2 separate regions of the Homo sapiens genome follow, and region 1 is linked to region 2. Evidence: read pairs that join two places in POLR2A ChIA-PET (ENCODE). Cell type or tissue: A673. All regions are shown on one strand. Links, peaks and the distances in the headings refer to the core of each region. The heading gives the core; the rest is flanking DNA.

Region 1 (9,941 bases), core at 3,367-5,866, 88 kb after region 2:
CAATCCCTGTTACCTCCTCTTTGACAGAAGCAGAAGTCTGGAAATCTTTTTTTGTTGTTGTTGTTCCTGTAGATCCATGCCTGCTGAATGGAAGTCTCTTTTAATGATACATTGAGGCAGCTTAAACCTACAAGGTCTTCCTTCTTTACCTGTCATATAAATATTTTTGTTAAGGGACAAAGTTGCCTTGAATTCAAAAAACGTAGGCAGCATAGAACAGTGATGTTGAGTCCTTTAAATGCAATTGTATGATTTCTAGGACCAATACATTTTTTCAAAATACAGTTGCTAAAACCCACAGATAGAAATTTCATACAATGTTTCAGATTTGGTATGTATCATGTCATAAAATATGTATTTCAGGAATAATACATGGTTACCTTATTTCATCTTTCAAAATGTTTAATATTTTCAACCTCCCATTAACAAAAAATTAGCTTTTAAACTTATGAGAAATATTAGTTGTTAAGATGTGGAAGGAGGTACACAGTTTTGCAAAATTCTTTTAGGGCAGTATGTGAGTATGTGAGATTTTTTTTTTTTTTTTGGGGGGTGGACAGAATCTCACTCTGTTGCCTAGGCTAGAGTGCAGTGGCACAATCTCGGCTCACTGCAACCTCTGCGTCCTGGGTACAAGCCATTCTTCTGCCTCAGCCTCCCAAGTAGCTGGAATTACAGGTGCGCAGCACCATGCCTGGCTAATTTTTTTTTTTTTTTTTTTTGAGACAGAGTCTCGCTCTTGCCACCCAGGCTGGAGTGCAATGGTGCGAACTTGGCTCACCGCACCCTCCACCTCCTGGGTTCAAGTGATTCTCCTGCCTCAGCCTCCTGTGTAGCTGGGATTACACCTGTGCACCGCTATGTCTGGCTAATTTTTTTGTATTTTTAGTGAAGATGGGGCTTTGCCATGTTGGCCAACCTGGTCTCAAACTCCTGACCTCAAGTGATCCACCCGCCTTGGCCTCCCAAAGTGTTGGGATTACAAGCATGAGCCACTGTGCCCAGCAAAAACTTTTTTTTAATTGAAGACAACCATTCTAAAATACAAATGTGATCATTTTATGGCTCCCCACAGCTCTCAGGAAGAACTCCAAACTTCTAGCATTTCTTATTAGGCACTTGGAGGTTTGGCTAGCCCTTGTTTACCTTGCAGCCTGCTCTCTTACCACTGCCCCCATCACTCTACTCTCTAGCCATATTAAACTGCTTCAACTCCATAAACATGACATGTTCTGTCTTGACGTGGGCCTTTTGTACATAAATATCTTCTGTGTGGAGTATTTCTGATTCCCTCCCCACAACTCTGAAGTCTTGGGTTACATGTCTCCTCCTCTTGTGATCCCATAACCCTTTCCTCTTCATTAATACTTGCCACCTTCTACTTTTTTTGTTTTTGTTTTTGTTTTGTTTTGTTTTTGAGATGGAGTCTCGCTCTGTTGCCCAGGCTGGAATGCAGTGGCGCAATCTCGACTCACTGCCACCTCCACCTCCAGGGTTCAAGCAATTCTCCTGCCTCAGCCTCCCAAATAGATGGGACTACAGGCGTGCATCACCATGCCTGGCTAATTTTGTATTTGTAGTAGAGATAGGGTTTCAACATGTTGGCCAAGCTAGTCTCGAACTCCTGACCTCGGGTGAGCCACCTTCCTCAACCTCCCAAAGTGCTGGGATTACAGGCCTGAGCCACCGTGCCTGGCCTAGATATTACTATACTCTTGTCACCCTTTTATGATTGAGAAAACAGAGAAATTAACTAGCCTGAGGCCTGAGCCCACATAGGTAGTAAACCACAGAACTGAGATTCAAACCAAGCTAACTGGTTCTAGCCTTTATATTGTTTGTTAAACATTCCAAGTATACTTAACCAATCTCAAAAGGCACAAGCATCACTGGGAAAATTTTCTTTTTCTTTTCTTTTTTTTTTGGACGGAGTCTCACTCTGTCGTCCAGGCTGGAGTACAGTGGCACGATCTCAGCTCACTGCAACCTCCAACTCTTGGGCTCAAGCAATTCTCCTGCCTCAGCCTCCCAGGCAGCTGGGATTACAGGCACCCACCATCATGCCTGGCTAATTTTTTGTATTTTTAGTAGAGACAGGGTATCACCATGTTGGTCAGGCTGGTCTTGAACTCCCGACCTCAGGTGATCCGCCAGCCTCGGCCTCCCAAAGTGCTGGGATTACAGGCGTGAGCCACCGCTCCTGGCCTCTTTTTTTTTTTTTTTTTTAGACAGAGTCTCGCTCTGTTACCCAGGCTGGAGTGCGGTGATGTGATCTCAGCCCACTGCAACCTCCCTTGCCCTGGTTCAAGCGATCCTCCTACCTGAGCCTCTGGAGTAGCTGGGACTATAGGCACACACCACCTCACTAGGCTAATTTTTTGTATTTTTAGTAGAGACAGGGTTTCACCATGTTGGCCATGCTGGTCTCAAACTCCTGACCTCAGGTGAGCCGCAGGCCTCGGCCTCCCAGAGTGTTGGGATTACAGGTGTGGGCGACTGTGCCCAGCCTCAAGGCCCAGATTTCTAAACTGAAAGTAAAATATCTGGAGTACCTCCTAAGCCCAGGATATTGAACCTTGTCCATCAGGCGAAAAAGAGACTATCTTAAAAAACAGAACTTTAACGAGCAAACAAAAAAAACTCAGAACTTTCCTGAATATGGCAGGATTTTACAGAATTTGGATCCCAGGATTTGGGCTCATTCCTAAGCAGTTGTATAAAGCCCTAACAAGGCCAGAGCATAAACCACTTAAATGGTCAAATAAACAAGAGGTTTTGGGTCGGGCGCGGTGGCTCATGCCTGCAATCCCAGCACTTTGGAAGGCTGAGGCGGGCAGACCACAAGATCAGGAGTTCGAGACCAGCCACGACCAACATGGTGAAACCCCGTCTCTACTAAAATACAAAAAATTAGCCGGGCGTGGTGGCACGCGCCTGTAGTCCCAGCTACTTGGGAGGCTGAGGCAGGGGAATTGCTTGAATCCAGGAGGCGGAGGTTGCAGTGAGCTGAGATCATACCATTGCACTCCAGGCTTGGGGACAGAGTGAGATTCCGTCTCAAAAAAAAAAAAAAAAAAAAAGAGGTTTTATCTGAACAAAGAGGGGTTTGCACAATAATAAACCACACCTATTGTTCTTATATTAACAACTCAATTAGTTAAACTACAAATTAATTAAACTAATATTAAACTAGTTAAACTAGTATTAGTTAAACTACAAATTCAAAATATTTACCAACAGGCTACCTGGCTGCATAATTTCAATAGCTCCACTACTCGAACCATCTGGGACTTCATTAAAGGATACCTACCAAGTGTGACATAGTTCCTACCTTTCCTAGGATCTTTAATAACTATCTTGTTACTACTAATTTTTGGTCCTTGCTTGTTTAACCTCCTTGTAGTCTGTGTCTTCTAGGTTGCCGCAGTTCAATGCCTAAATAATGGTCATACAAAGATTGCAGCCAATCCCTGCCTCATATTCAGACTCTCCTGATGATCCACCCTTGGGACCCTCAGACCAAGCAGCCAGAGATTTCCATACCCTCAATAGGCAGGGCCAATGCCCCATTCAACAGAAAGTAAATACATAAGATTGACCTCCTCCCTCATCAATCCTGAAAAATAAAAGGTAGTCATCTCTGAGAGGGGAAAATGAGACAGGAATAATACAAGGTGGTTGCAGAAAAATTTAATAATTCCAGGCAGCAGTTTCACGTAACTAACAAGGAAAAAATCTGTTAAAATAGCTACATAAGGTAGAAGCTGATAAGATTCTAAAAACCGGGGTGTGGGCCAAACTCGCTAAGGCTGACAGGACACAACATGGCGCTGGATTTGACCTAGGTTTCACCTAGGACCTAATTATATGCTTATTAACGTACTAAATCACACACCCACCAGTGCCATGACAGTCCCATATTTGGTTAAAAAATGGATGGCACCACATTTCTGAGAAATCTCCACCTTTTTCCAGGATTCTTCATGAATATTCCATTCCTTGGTTAAAGAAATCCGTAAAGATAAAAACCTCAAATCGGGCTGTGTCACTCTCGAGTATGTTCACACTCCCCTTTCTTGAATATGTAATTTTCTCTTTGCAATAAACCTCCATACTTTTATAACCGCCCAATGGGTTCACCTTGCCCGCTGCCTAGACAGAGCCAATCTATCAAGATGGGAATTGCCATAGAGAGAGAGTAATTCACACAGAGCCGGCTGTGTGGGAGACCAGAGTTTTATTACTGCTCAAATCAGTCTCCCTAAGCATTCAGGGATCAGAGTTTTTAAGAACAAATTGGCTGGGCGCAGTGGCCCATGCCTGTAATCCCAGCACTTTGGGAGGCCGAGGCGGGTGGGTCACGAGGTCAGAAGTTTGAGACCAGCCTGACCAACATGGTGAAACCCTGTCTCTACTAAAAATGCAAAAGTTAGCCGGGCATGGAGTCGCACACCTGTAATCCCAGCTACTCGGGAGGCTGGGGCAGGAGAATTGCTTGAACCTAGGAGGCGGAGGTTGCTGTGAGCAGAGATCACGCCACTGCACTCCAGCCTGGGCGACAGGTGAGACTTGGTCTCAAAAAAAAAAAGAACAAATTGGTGGGTTGGAGGAAGCCAGTGAGCCGAGAGTGCTGATTGGTCAGAGATGAAATCATAGGGAGTTGAAGCTGTCTTCTTACACTGAGTCACTTCCTGGATGGGGGCCACAAGATCAGATGAGCCAGTTTATCCATCTGGGTGGTGCCAGCTGATCCATCGAGGACAGGGTCTACAAAATATCCCAAGCACTGGTCTTAGGTTTTATAATAGTGATTTCTTTCTTTTCTTTCTTTCTTTCTTTTTTTTTTTTTTTTTTGAGACAGACTTTCGCTCTTGTTGCCCAGGCTGGAGTGCAGTGGTGCCATCTCGGCTCACCACAACCTCAGCTTCCTGGGTTCAAGTGATTCTCCTGCCTCAGCCTCTCAAGTAGCTGGGGTTACAGGCATGTGCCACCACACTTGGCTAATTTTGTATTTTTAGTAGAGACAGGGTTTCTCCATGTTGGTCAGGCTGGTCTCAAACTCCCAACCTCAGGTGATTTGCCCACCTCGGCCTCCGAAAGTGCTGAGATTACAGGCATAAGCCATCACACCAGCCTATAATAGTGATTTTTATCCCCAGGAGCGATTTAGGGAGTGTCAGAATCTTGTAGCCTCCAGCTGCATGACTCCTAAACCATAATTTATAATCTTTTGACTAATATGTTAGTCCTACAAAGGCAGTCTAGTCCCCAGGCAAGAAGGGGATTTGTTTTGGGAAAAGGCTGTTATCATCTGTGCCTCAAACTATAAACTATAAACTAAGTTCTTCCTAAAGCTAGTTTGTCCCATGCCCAGGAATGAACTAGGACAGCTTGATGGTCAGAGGCAAGATGGAGTTGGTCAGGTTAGATCTCTTTCTCTGTCTCAGTTATAATCTTGCACTGACGGTTTCACTTTCATTATCTTCCAACTAATCCTTGAATTGCTTCTTGGGAAGGTGTCAAGAGCCTGGACACTGGTTGGGGTTGAGGCCCCACCAGCATTTGGGGACCTCCCTAACCCACTGGTATCAATAAGACCTAACAATCCTATTCCTAGGTATTTGCCCAAGAGAGATGAAAAGATATGTTTACACAAAAACCTGTATGCAAATGTTTATAGTGACATTACTCATACAAAAAATGGGAAACAATCCAAATGTTCTTCAACTGGTCAGTAGATAAATACACTCTGGCATATCCATACAATGGAATATTACTGGGGAGAAAAAAAGAAGGAGGTGGGGATGCGGGACAATGATATCAATGAATCTCAATGCATTATGCTGACTGAAAGAAGACACACTCAAAAGCTACATTTTGTATGATTCCATTTACATGATATTTTGGAAAAAGCAAAGCTATAGGGAGAGAAAATAGATCGGTGGTTACCAGAGGTTGGGGAATGGGTGGAGAGGTTGACTTCAGATGGGCACAAGGGTATGTACTTTTTGGAGTTGACGGACCTATTCCATATCTTGATTGTGGTGGTGGTTCTATAACTATCTATTTGTTAAAACTCATAGAACCGGGTGATGGGTACGCCAAAATCTCAGAAATTATCACTAAACATCTTATTCATGTAACCAAACACCACTCATTCCCCCAAAAACCTATAAAAAAATATATATTTTTTGAGACTGAGTCCTGCTCTGTAGCCCAGGCTGTGAGTGTAGTGGTGCGATCTTGGCTCACTATAACCTCCATCTCCCGGGTTCAAGCAATCCTCCCGCCTAAGCCTCTCAAGTAGCTGGGATTACAGGTGTGCGCCACCATGCTTGGCTAATGTTTATATTTTTAGTAGAGATGGGGTTTCATCATGTTGGCCAGGCTGGTCTAGAACTCCTGATCTCAAGTGATCTACACGCCTCGGCCTCCCAAAGTGCTGGGATTACAGGCGTGAACCACCGTGCCTAGCCTAAACCTATGGAAATTAAAAAAACAAAACAAAACACCCAAAAACCTCATAGGGCCGGGCATGGTCGCTCACGTCTGTAATCCCAGCACTTTGGGGGCCAAGGCAGGCAGATCACTTGAGGTCAGGAGTTCAAGACTAGCCTGGCCAACATGGCGAAACCCCATATCCACTAAAAATACAAAAATTAGCCAGGTGTGGTGTCATGCACCTGTAGTCTCAGCTACTCAGAAGATTGGGGCAGGAGACTCGCTTGAACCTGGGAGACAGAAGTTGCAGTGAGCCAAGATTGCATCACTGTACTCCAGCCTGGGCAACACAGCGAGACTCTGTCTCAAAAGAAAACAAAAGGCCAGGTGCCGTGGGTCACACCTGTAATGCCAGCACTTTGGGAGGCCAAGGTGGGTGGATCACCTGAGGTCAGGAGTTCAAGACCAGTCTGGCTAACATGGTGAAATCCAGTCTCTACCAAAAATACAAAATTTGTCAGATGTGGTGGCAGGCGCCTGTAATCCCAGCTACTCAAGAGGCTGAGGCAGGAGAATTGCCTGAACCCAGGAGGTGAAGATTGCAGTGAGCCAAGATCACGCCACTGTACTCCAACCTGGGTGACAGAGCAAGACTCTGTCTCAAAAACAAAACAAAACAAAAAACACACAAAAAACAAACTCATAGAACTGTACACTAAAAAGGGCCAATTTTACTGGATATAAATTATACCTCAATAAACCTGATTCCCACCTCAAAAATAAACAATTTTAAAATTCTCAGGAATATATAGAAGATACAGTTCAGATCTCAGTGAAATGACTGGAAAACCAGAGAAGAAATCTACAATCAGACATAGGTATATGAAGGGTCCACTAGATGGTGGTATTAATTTTTGTAACAGAGCCTAGAAAAACGAAGCAAAGACATCACAGGCGTGGCAGTGGAGTAGTTTTTTGAAAAATGTTCTTGAAGATTATTGCTGTAATTCCTAATATATTGTCACCTTGATTTTTGTGTTTTTGCTAAGCCAGGTGTCCTGGCCTTCCACTGATTCTGGGAGGCCATCAATATCCTTCCAGTAAAATTCTCTCTTTCAGTTTTGTTTTGTTTCTGAAACAGACTGAATAGCAGCATTAATAGCGGTGGTTAACCAATTTGTTTGTTTGTTTTTTGAGATGGAATATTGCTCTTGTTGCCCAGGCTGGAGTGCAACGGCGTGATCTCGGCTCACTGCAACCTCCGTCTCCTGAGTTCAATAATTCTCCTGCCGGCCGGACATGGTGGCTCATGCCTGTAATCTCAGCACTTTGGGAGGCCAAGGTGGGTGGATCACCTGAGGTCAGGAGTTCGAGACCAGCCTGGCCAACATGATAAAACCTCATCTCTACTACAAATGCAAATATTAGCCGGGTGTGGTGGCACGCACCTGTAATCCCAGCTACTCAGGAGGCTGAGGCAGGAGAATCGCTTGAACCCAGAAGGTGGAGGAGGTGCAGTGAGCCAAGATCACGCCACTGTACTCCAGCCTGGGTGACAGAGCAAGACCCCATCTCAAAAAAATAAAAATAAAAATAATTCTCCTGCCTCAGCCTCCTAAGTATCTGAGTTTACAGGCATGCGCCACCATGCCCAGCTAATTTTGTATTTTTAGTAGAGATGGGGTTTCACCATGTTAGCCAGGCTGGTCTCAAACTCCTGACCTCAGGTGATCCACCCACCTCACCCTCCCAAAATGCTGGAATTACGGGCGTGAGCCACCATGCCCGGCCTGTTTTGAGGTTTTTGTTGTTGTTTTTGTTCTCATTTTCCTTTATGGAGAATTTTAAATATGTACAAAATAAACAGAATGGTCTCATATGAACCCTTAGTGTACCTATCACCAAGCTTCAATAGTCTTTGATAATCTGCCATTTTAAATTCAAGCCTCCATGACCACCAATCCCCATGCAAATAGTTTGTTTGTTTGTTTGTTTGAGACGGAGTCTCGCTCTGTCGCCCAGGCTGGAGTGCAGTGGCGGGATCTCAGCTCACTGCAAGCTCCGCCTCCCGGGTTCACGCCATTCTCCTGCCTCAGCCTCCCAAGTAGCTGGGACTACAGGCGCCCGCCACTACGCCCGGCTAATTTTTTGTATTTTTAGTAGAGACGGGGTTTCACCGTTTTAGCCGGGATGGTCTCGATCTCCTGACCTCGTGATCCGCCCGCCTCGGCCTCCCAAAGTGCTGGGATTACAGGCGTGAGCCACCGCCCGGCCATAGTTTTTTTATAGTTGTTTGTTTGTTTTTTGAGATAAAACTCTTATGTATTTTGAAATGCAGAAATTTTAACTGTGCAATTTCAATTTGTTTTTGAAGGACCTAGTTTGGAAGTTTCTAAGAACATAGAGTAAAAAGAAAAAGGAAAGTTATGAGAAAAAGCTTAAGGGGTAATTCCAGTAAACAAAATATAAGTTTACTAGGACTTTTAGGGGGAATTAATGAAGAGGAAAAAATGAAAAAGCAAAGATATTATTAAGGAAAATTTCTCTAAAATCAAGAAAGATTTGAAACTTTGTTAAAAAAGACCTAATAAATGTTGAACAAGATTAATAGAAAAACATATATGTATTATACAATACATACCTTCATACATCCTGGTGAAAATTCTGAACTTCAAGGATAAAGCGAATTTTCACAAGCTTTCAACTGGAAAACACAGGATACCTATAAAGGGACAAGGAAAAAAAAAAAAAGCAAGAAAGGATCATGGCGACCACCAGAAGGGTTTTATATTTGGCAGTTTCACCAGCTTCCCCAAAACACATCAATCAGGGAACACCAGTATTCCAAAAGAAAGGGGAAATGATATTAACTGAAGTGAGTTAGGGGAGTTGAAAATGCAAAAAAAACAAAAACAAAAAACAAAAACAGCTATTCATGACAGTATGGGCTGAAGGTCCCATGCGGTATCAGTTTTGTTTTCATAGTGATAGTGACATTTGTTCCACATTTGCTGAGGGACACTGAGGGCCTGGTGGGGGTGGTGTTCCCAGGTTTGTAGAGAAATGTCTTAGTTTGTGTTGGAAAGATACTACCACTAAGTCTTCTAAGAAGACAACAGCAATTTGGGCATGGCTTAGCAACGAATACTTGTCTCTACTCTTTATTTAGCATTAGCAGGGGTGGCTCACCTTGGGGCTGGAGGATTCTCTTCTCACTGTGTTGCCCAGACTGGAGTGCAGTGGCACAGTCTTGGCTCACTGCAACCACCACCTCCCAGGTTCAAGCGATTCTCCTACCTCAGCCTCCCAAGTAGGTGGGATTACAGGCATTCACCACCACACCCAGATAATTTTTGTATTTTTAGTAGAGACAGGGTTTTACCATCTTGGCCACACTGGTCTTGAACTCCTGACCTCAAGTGATCCACCTGCCTTGGCCTCCCAAAGTGTTGAGATTACAGGCATAAGCCATTGCCCCTGGCCCACCTTATCACTTTAAT
Region 2 (9,941 bases), core at 2,891-5,390:
TATTATTAAAAAGTCCAAAAAATAACAGATAGTAGCAAGGTTATGGAGTAAAGAGAATACTTATGCTGATGGGAGTGTAAATTAGTTCAGCGTCTGTGGAAAGCAGTTTGGAGATTTCTCAAAGAACTTAAAACAGAATTACAATTTGACCCAGCAATCCCATTACTGGGTATACACCCAAAGAAATATAAATTGTTCTACCATAAAGACACATGCATGCATATGTTCATCACAGCACTATTTACAGTAGCAAAGACACAGAATCAACCTAAATGCCCATGAACTGGATAATGAAAATGTGGTACATGTACACCATGGAATACTACACAGCCATAAATAAGAATGAAATCATGTCCCCAGAAGTAACATGAATGGAGCTGGAGGCCATTATCCTAAGTGAATTAAGGCAGGAGCAGAAAATCAAATACTGCAGGTTCTCACTTATAAGTGGGAGCTAAACACTGAGTACACATGGACACTAAGAAGGAAACAACAGACACCAGGGCCTACTTGAGGGTAGAGGGTGGGAGGAGAGAGAATCAAAAAACTATGTATCAGGTACCATGCTTATTACCTGGGTGACAAAATAATCTGTACACCAAACCCCCACAGCACGTAATTTACCCATGTAACAAACCTGCACATGTACCCCCAAACCTAAAATAAAATTTAGAAAGAAAAAAATAAATAAAATAAGAATTATACTGGATAATGTTTAAAAAGTTAAACATATATCACAGCAATTTCACTCCTAAGAATGTGCCCAAGATAAATGAATGAATATATCCATGAAAGCTTCTACAACGTCATAGTGAAACTACCATTGCAAAATTATAACTGTGACAGCGAAAGAGATCTGACCTAACCAACTCCATCTTGCTTCTAACCTCCAAGCTGTCCTTGTTCATTCCTGGGCATAGGGCAAACTAACTTTGCGAGGAACTTAATTTAGAGTTTAAAACAAAGATGATGTAATCCCAGCACTTTGGGAGGCCGAGGCGGGCGGATCACGAGGTCAGGAGATCGAGACCATCCTGGCTAATATGGTGAAACCCCGTCTCTACTAAAAATACAAAAAAAAAAAAAAAAAAATTAGCCAGGTGTGGTGGCAGGCACCTGTAGTCCCAGCTACTTGGCAGGCTGAGGCGGGAAAAATGGCGTGAACCTGGGAGGTGGAGCTTGCAGAGCCAAGATCGCGCCACTGTACTCCAGCCTGGGCAACAGAACGAGACTCTGTCTCAAAAAATAAATAAATAAATAAATAAAAATAAGGAGACCTCCTTCTTGCCTAGGGACTAGATTGCCTTTGTAGGACTAACAAATTATCCAAAAGATTAGAAATTATGGTTTAGGAGTCACACAGCTGGAGGCTACAGGATTCTGACCTCTCTAAACTGCTCCCAAGAGATATTTTGCACACCCTGCACTTGATGGATCAGCTGGCACCACCCAGATACATCAACTGGCTCATCTGATCTTGTAGCCCCCACACAAAAATTGACTCAACCCAAGAAGACAGCTTCAACTCCCTATAATTTCATCTCTGAACCAACCAATTAGTACTCCCAACTCGCTGGTCCCCCTACCCACCAAATAATCCTTAAAAACTCTGACCCCCAAATGCTCTGGGAGACTGATTTGAGTAATAAAAAACCTCTGGTCTCCTGCACAGCTGGCTCTGTGTAAATTACTCTTTCTCTATTGCAATTCCCCTGTCTTGATAAATTGGCTCTGTGTAGGCAGCAGGCAAGGTAAACCCAATGGGCAATTACAATAGCAACTCTTTTCATCACAGCCCCTAATTAGAAGCAACCCAGATGTCGATCAGTTGGTGAATAAACAAATTGTGATATATCTTTTAAAAAAGAAAATGTTCTACAATTGATGGTGGCAATGGTTGCACAGCTCTGTGAATATACTTAAAACCATTGAATTGTACACCTTAAATGGGTGAATTCTGTTATGTAAATTCTATCGCAATAAAATTATTAAAAAGAAAACAAAACAAGGCGCATTCAACAAAGTACCTGACCAGTACTGATATAGGAAGTAAAAAGAAATTACTTAGGTAGATAGTGAGGGTAAGGAAGTCCTCGGTAAGGTTTTCCTTTTAATGAAAAGCTGTCACAAAACAAAGAATAGCCTGTAAAAATCAAGCTGCAGACACAGATAAGCAAGCTGGAAGCTTGCATGGGTGAATGCTGGCAGCTGTACCAATAGGAAAAGGCTATGTGGGGGTTAGGCATGTTCAACATGGCAGCTCCATCTTCCCTCTTCTTTGCCAACCATGTGTACAGTAAGGAGCAGACAACATGGAGCCAGCCAGGTAGAAAACACATTTGCATAATAAAAAGATTAGGGTGGGTGGACAGCTTCTTTGTGTGCTATGTAAACATCACACCTGGTCCAACCAATCTTTGGGTCCTATAGACACTGCCTCCTCAAGCCAGTCTATAAAATCTTGTGCACTCAGCTGCGGACCAGAAGTCCCACTCAGGCACCCCCCTCTCTGCAGGAGGGAGAGCTATACTCCTTTCTCTTACTTTTGCCTATTGAACCTCTGCTCCTAAAACCACTCCTTGTGTGTCTAAGTCTTCAATTTCCTTGGCATGAGACAACCAACCTCAGGTATTTACCCAGACAAATGATGTCCACGCCACTTCAGTACTAAACAAAACTGTCAAGGTCATTATAAACAAGTCTTAGAAATTGTTACAGACAAGGGGAGACTGAAGAGACATGAAAATTAAATGTAATGTAGTGTCCTGGATGGGATCCTAGAACAGAAAAAGGACATTAGGAAAAATCTAGTGAACTATTAATAAAATGTGCCTGGTTACTAATGCACAAATATGAGTTCCTTAACTGTTATAAATGTACCACACAGTAATGCACCCAGGCCTGTCTGACTCTACAGTTCGTTCTTTTAGCCACCAAAGCACACTGCCTCTCTATAACCCTAATTATGGAAGCTGAGCCTGCCCTCATGTTGGAGGCTTATCTCTGTCTCATCCAGGCCCGCTACTGAGATCCCAGGAGGCCTCATCAAAAAGCTGCATGAGTTAATAAAGGAAACATCACTCCCTCCATAGCTCTGTCTAAAGCAGAATCAAAGTATCTGAGAACTTCATTATGACTCTCTTCTGTTTCAGTATAATGAGGTGACTGAAGCACGGAGTGGGAATTCAAATGTTGGTTAAATAAGTAAATGAATTAGCTTCTGAAGGCATTAAATTGCTCTTTTCTTCAAACACTTAAAAAGTTAGAATAAGAACACTTTAAAAGTTCTAAAACTCTTTTTAGAACTCTGCTTTCTAAAAGACCTCTAAGTTTGAAAAATCAGTCCCTATGATCTGATACAGATTAGCTTGAAGGGGGAAGAAAAACTTTTTCAGGTGATGTTTGTCTGCTAAAAGGACGCTGGTCTTTCTAAGAAAGAAGCAGAATGAGTTTATTTTTAAAGTGAACTTGATGGGGGGAAGGAGAAGCAAAGGCATATAAACAATATAGCAATGACCCAAGACATAGACAAGACTGACCAATGGAAAAAGGTATTTGCTCTCAAATGTGCTAGGAGGGGGCTGGGGGAAGTCTACCCTGACCATTAGGATCCTCAGGGCAGGCCAGCAGGCAGTCTAATATGGTGGTAAGTGCTCCCAGGCAGGAGTCCCAAGACGGGAGTTTTCTTTGCAGCTCCAGCTTTAACCAGAGTGCAATCTTTCCACTGCTGGAAACTTAGTTGCCCTATGGGATAAAACTAAACGCTTTTCCTGGGTCCTTACCAATTCCCATGTTTTAGAAATCTGAAAGAACTAGAGATAAGCCTCAAATAACCTTGAGGCCGATAGTGTATTTCCTCCCCCACTCACACTATGTCTGGGCTGAAGTTATCAAGAAATAAAACTAGGCCGGGCGCGGTGGCTCACGCCTGTAATCCCAGCACTTTGCGAGGCCAAGGCGGGCGGATCACGAGGTCAGGAGATCAAGACCACGGTGAAACCCCGCCTCTACCAAAAATACAAAAAATTAGCCAGGGGCAGTGGCGGGCGCCTGTAGTCCCACCTACTCGGGTGGCTGAGGCAGGAGAATGGCGTGAACCCGGGAGGCGGAGCTTGCAGTGAGCTGAGATCGCGCCACTGCACTCCAGCCTGGACGACGGAGCGAGACTCCATCTCAAAAAAAAAAAAAAAAAAAGGAAATAAAACTATAGTCAACCCTTGTGTATGTAAGGTTCCAGGACTCCCGTGTATTCCAAAATCCACGCATACTCAGGTCCTCCAGTAAGCCCTGAAGAATCTGGGTATATGAAAAGCCAATCCTCCCTCCATAGGTTTCATATCCTGAAAATGCTGTTTCTCCATCCACATTTGGTTGAAAAAAATCCGGGGATATGTGAACCCACGCAGTTCACACCCATGCTGTTCAAGAATCAACTATAGCTTGTGTTTTCATGCCTTTCCTTCTCAGTGACAAAGGAGTAGTTCAATAGCTAGGCAGTAAGAAGACAGAGGGCACGGGGCATAATTAGGCCTGCATAGCTTTCAGATGGATAGATACCAAAACGCACTTTAAACTTATAATTGGACCAAGTCATACTATGCTAGCTTCAACAGCTTGCACTTCACCAATTCATATACCCTATTTTTGTTTTTCCTAGGAAACCACAAAGATCTAAAAGAATACAAAAAAAAAAAAAAAAGAAAGAAAGAAAGAAAGAAAACAAAAACACGAAACCTGACTTCACTTATTTTCCCCCAGATATTGGTGCTGCAAATTTATTTTAAATGGAGGCAGGCTGGCTTTTTACTAAAAGATGAAGAAAAGGAACCAATTAAAATAGAAACTTCTTCCCAGGTAGAATCAGAAATAAAGCAGGGAAGGTTTTGTGCCTCACTAGAGCAAGGGGGTCGGGGAGGGTGTGGGGGAGGGGTGCACTGGAGGAGGTGGAGATTTGGGAGGTGTTTAACTCTTGTGCTAAGAGAACTCAGGTAAACCTTAACATTATTTCTTAACTATTAAACCAGGATGATGAGTTTGATTATCCTAAACTGCAAAACTGAACTCAGATTTTTTCCTTCTGTCACGCACATTTTCAACACTTGCAGCCTCATTTAACGTCAACTTACATTCCTTCATCTGTGGATCCTTTGCTCTCTGGCTTGGTTCTTTTGGATAATAATGCCAAGTTCCTACCCATCACAGGAATCGTGATTGGAATCCACCAGCCCAGCACCCTGTACTCTGGTGCCCCAAGTGATTACATGTGAGCCTCCCAGAAAGAACAAATATTGCTCTTGCCACTCCTCTCCAATGCTGACAGGACTGAGTCCTGGGGCAAGTGGATCCGGGAATTGCATTGCAGACAATTTCGCAGTAATTCCCTGTCTGGAGAAGCACACCAGTTAACACTAGACTGTCACAGCCCTAGGAGAGGTAAGAACAACAAAGCCCACATTACCACGATGTCTTCTGGTGGCAAGAAATCTTTCTCCCACCACCATCCCCTTCCTCCCGGAATCCCTTGCCCCTTCCTATGTATCTCTTCTGCTCTCACTTGACCACCTTACCCTGCTTACTCATAACCTCACCTTGCACAGTGCCAACACGGCCTCTCAAGACTCACTCTGATTTTTTTAGTTCTCATGCCCCTATATAACTCAGTGTTTCAGAATCCCCTAGTTTATTTTTATTTATTTTTTAAGACAGGGTCTTGCTGTCGCCCAAGCTGGAGTATAGTGGTGTGAACAGGCTTACTGTAGCCTCAATCTCCCAGGCTTAAGTGATCCTTCCACCTCAGCCTCCGAAGTAGCTGGGACCACAGGTGCGCATAACCATGCCTGGATATTTTAATTTTTGTACACACAAAAGGACTCACTATGTTGTCCAGGTTGGTCTCGAATTCCTGGCCCCAAGCAATCCTTCTGTCTCGGCCTTACAAAGTGCTGGGATTACAGATGTCAGCCACTATGCCAAGCCCAAGCTAAACTAAACTAAACATTTTTCAAGTCAAGGTCAGTAATTTACTTGTCTTTGAACTCTCAGAGCCTGGTTCATAAAATGTAAAAACTGAATAAATGAACAACCTTATTTACAGTGAGGTATTAGTGATCAAATCTATAAGGAGTTGATCACTTTAAGTGATCACTAAAGTGATCTCTTTAAGGAGTTTCTGCTTTTTACTTTTATGTATTTTTTCTTTTCTTTTCTTTTTTTTTTGAGACAGTCACCCAGGCTGGAGTGCTGTGGCACAATCCCAGCTCATTGCAACCTCTGCCTCCCAGGTTCAAGCAATTCTAATGACTCAGCTTCCCGAGTAGCTGGGATTACAGGCACACGCCACCATGCCTGGCTAATTTTTTATATTTTTAGTAGAGATGGGGTTTCCTCATGTTGCTCAGGCTGGTCTCCATCTCCTGAACTCAGGCAATCCGTCCGCCTCAGCCTCCCAAAGTGCTAGGATTACAGGCATGAGCCACTGCACCTGGCAGTTTCTGCTTTTTAAGAGACCTGCAAGAAGAGGGCAAGGTTTACATCAAAGGAATAAATGTCTAATAGTAGAATTCCAAGTATTAGACACCTAAGTGAAGAAGCTGAACGTGGGCAGGACTTAGCCTGCATCCTTGGCTTCACACTTCACATCACCAAAAAGGAAACCCACTTATATTTTTTCCCTATGTATAGCTTCAGCCTTTTCTGTTACAGCCCTAAGTGCAATGCTGTTTTGTTTGTTTGTTTTCAGAACTCTACATAGACAATCTGTGCCTTGGCAGATTCTGTTTGAATTGTAAATTAAAATATGATAGCATGGAGAATAGCATGCAAGGTTGGAGATTAGGAGACAGGAGTCTGTGTACTGTTCTGTTAGGGTTAATATCATGTGGCATACATTTCATAATGATGCAAGTATAAGCCCCATATAGTTCAAAGCAAGTGACCCCACAGCATCTTCAAAATCTGGGACTCTGTCATAGTCTAAATTTATCGGATTTGCCCCAACTAATTGAGCACAATGAGATTATTAATCCTACAGCACTCGTTTCATCTGCACTGCCATGTTTTAAATGAGATTACGCTTATTTTATACATAAAGCATATTCTCATACATATTTTTATACTTAATATACTGGTAAATCAATTCCTTACACATTCTTTCACTTGACCCACAGAGGCAGTATTATTCCTACATTACATGAGTGACATGGTGCCAAGGAGATTGTTGCCTTACCCAGGGTTACAAGGCTACATGGAGTCAGTCAGAAATAAGATACTGGATTTTAGGCCAATGTTTTACCAACAGATTTAGACCTATATGTTGTGAGTGAATATTCCAACACACTAGAACAAATATTAGATAAAACAGATTCCCAAGATTATACCTAACTCAACTAGGAATCTTACTTTTATGTCACTGATACTCTGAAGATGCCTCATTCCTATTTCTCAGAGATCAAATTTTTACATTTTCTATAATGGTCTTCTGAAATTCAGGGTAAAGAAATCACACAAAGATGAAAATATAAAGATAGTTACACTTCTTTAGTAAGCTTTTGAAGTTCAACTTATTTCCAAACTAATGTGAGCAATGCTGATTCCCTCTCTGCCTTACTGAACGACATCTCTAAACTTAAACATATCCAAAGGATGGCCATTATTGTTTACTTAACAGGAAAAATTTAAAAATACATGTGGTGACCATTTCCCCTTACTTTACAAAGGGAAACCAATATAGTAACACAACTGTAAATAGCATATCTGGCCTTTTCTAAATCCAGTATATTAGAATATTCACTTCTATCATAATGGTCTAAAAGGTATGAGATAGTTTTAAATCTCTGTAGTAATACCAGTTACCTGACAAAGCTAGCTCCAAAGTGAATTTAAGTAGGCTTTAAATGTGGATCTAGGGACATTCTATACATGTCTACTTTAAGAAATATATGGGATGTCTGTACCTCTACGCCACGAAGATGCAATAAGATTCTTAAGTATCTATATTTTTGTAAAATATTCCAACTCTTAAATGTCAAAACAGAAAAGACAACACTTTCAATATTAAGGAGATATATATATATATTTTGAGACAAGGTCTCGTTCTCTCACCCGGGCTGGAGTGCAGTTGACACGATCACAGCTCACTGCAGCTGTGACATCCTGGGCTCAAGTGATTCTCCCGCCTCGGTCTCCCAAGTAGCTGGGACTAGAGGTGCACACCTGGCTAATATTTGTGTTTTTTTGTAGAGATGGGGTTTCGCCATGTTGCCCAGGCTGGTCTTGAATTCCTGTGCTCAAACGATCTACCTGCTTTAGCCTCCCAAAGTGCTGGGACTACAGTAGGCATGAGCCACTGCAGCCACCCAAGGACACATATATATTTTAAGATATATCCTTTAAAGTTAAGAAAAATTGAGAAAAGAAAAAAAATCACAATAATCAGACACCACGGTTCTCAAACCGTGCACCAAGGCAACTCCAAGCCACTGTAACAAACTCACATAGACACAAAGTGAACTATTAGCTTGTGGTCAGTTTTCAACACAGCATCATGCTACATTCCATTTAATGATGTCATGTTTACAAAGCTGGCTGGGTTTTCAGTGGCTGTGATTAAAAACATGTATGGTGCAAAAATCAGCATGAAACAAAACAAAGATGGCAGTGATTTGATAAGCTATACAGTGCTCAACAGATGCATATATCCCATTCATAGTTTAAGAATGAAAAGAATGAATTTTTTCATTTACATATAATATTTTTTCAAATGGCTATGTTGTTAGCATATTTTTAAGTTGTTTCATAACTATTAATAAATGGAACTGTTACTTATTTTGGCCTAGGGACACTACTAAAATTACTAAGGGAACTGTCAAAGGAGAAAGTTTGGGAACCTCTATACTAAATTCACATCAGGTACTCTAGCAGCCTGACCAGAAAAAGAAAACACAAGTAAAAAATGCCATTCAAAATGTATCTTATTCAATGATGAATCTTTAAGTTTCTCTTTAAGCAAAATCTAACAGAAAATAGGCCAGGACAGCAGCATAAGCATTAAATTAAGTAAATGAATTATCTAAGCCATCTCATTTCTTTAAAAAAATCTCTGGGTACTGGCCAGGCACAGTGGCTCATGCCTGTAATCCCAGCACTTTGGAAGGCTGAGACAGGTAGATCACTTGAGACCAGGAGTTTGAGACCAGCTTGGCCAACATGGCGAAACCCCATCTCTACCAAAAATACAAAAATTAGCCTGGAGTGGTGGCGTGCACCTGTAGTTCCAGCTACTTGGGAGACTGAGGCAGGAGAATCGCTTGAACCTGGGAGGTGGAGGCTGCAGTGAGCCAGGATCACACCACTGCACTCCAGCCTGGGCAACAGAGCAAGACTCCATCTGAAAAAAACAAAAAATCCCTGGGTACTTATTGCCAACTTTTCGGAAATCTCAACCGTGTGCTATATGGCGAATTCAGTCACTAAGAAATCATGTTATTCTAATTCTTGAGTCTGAGTAATAGGAATATTGGGGTGTGCTAATTGCATTATTCTACTTTTGTGTATGCTTGAGCATTTTCTTTTTTTTTTTTTTTTAAGATGGAGTCTCGTTCTGTCGCCCAGGCTGGAGTGCAGTGGCGCGATCTCGGCTCACTGCAGGCTCTGCCCCCTGGGGTTCACGCCATTCTCCTGCCTCAGCCTCCCAAGTAGCTGGGACTACAGGCGCCCGCCACCACGCCCGGCTAATATTTTGTATTTTTAGTAGAGACGGGGTTTCACCGGGTTAGCCAGGATGGTCTCGATCTCCTGACCTCGTGATCCACCCACCTCGGCCTCCCAAAGTGCTGGGATTACAGGTGTGAGCCACCTTGCCCAGCCTGCTTGAGCATTTTCACAATAATTTTAAAAAGGTCGTTGAACACCTAATAGTAATGATATACATAATTCTTGGTACT

What was found. ChIA-PET counts read pairs that join two places held together with the same protein. Peaks named below come from ENCODE experiments on the same cell type or tissue, not always from the same donor. Only the 100,000 strongest peaks of a DNase experiment are listed, where the experiment ranks them.
Region 1: POLR2A ChIA-PET joins it to region 2 with 5 read pairs; 2 of 35 experiments call an interaction of 5 or more read pairs at or near these places.

What each region holds. Positions count from the first base shown.
Region 1 is chr3:155,857,474-155,867,414 of GRCh38, reverse strand. LOC105374174 (a long non-coding RNA gene) reads right to left here. Exons shown (of 3, transcript XR_924607.4): 2 at 9,083-9,163; 3 at 3,676-4,767. Among named protein-coding and RNA genes, the nearest start is that of SLC33A1, 8.0 kb to the right of the region's middle. RefSeq lists enhancers at 4,684-4,743, 9,338-9,437. In A673, for the core only: no CTCF peak of the experiment used is centred there; a DNase peak (open chromatin) is centred at 4,674.
Region 2 is chr3:155,945,002-155,954,942 of GRCh38, reverse strand. No RefSeq gene overlaps it. Among named protein-coding and RNA genes, the nearest start is that of GMPS, 79 kb to the right of the region's middle. In A673, for the core only: no CTCF peak of the experiment used is centred there; no DNase peak of the experiment used is centred there.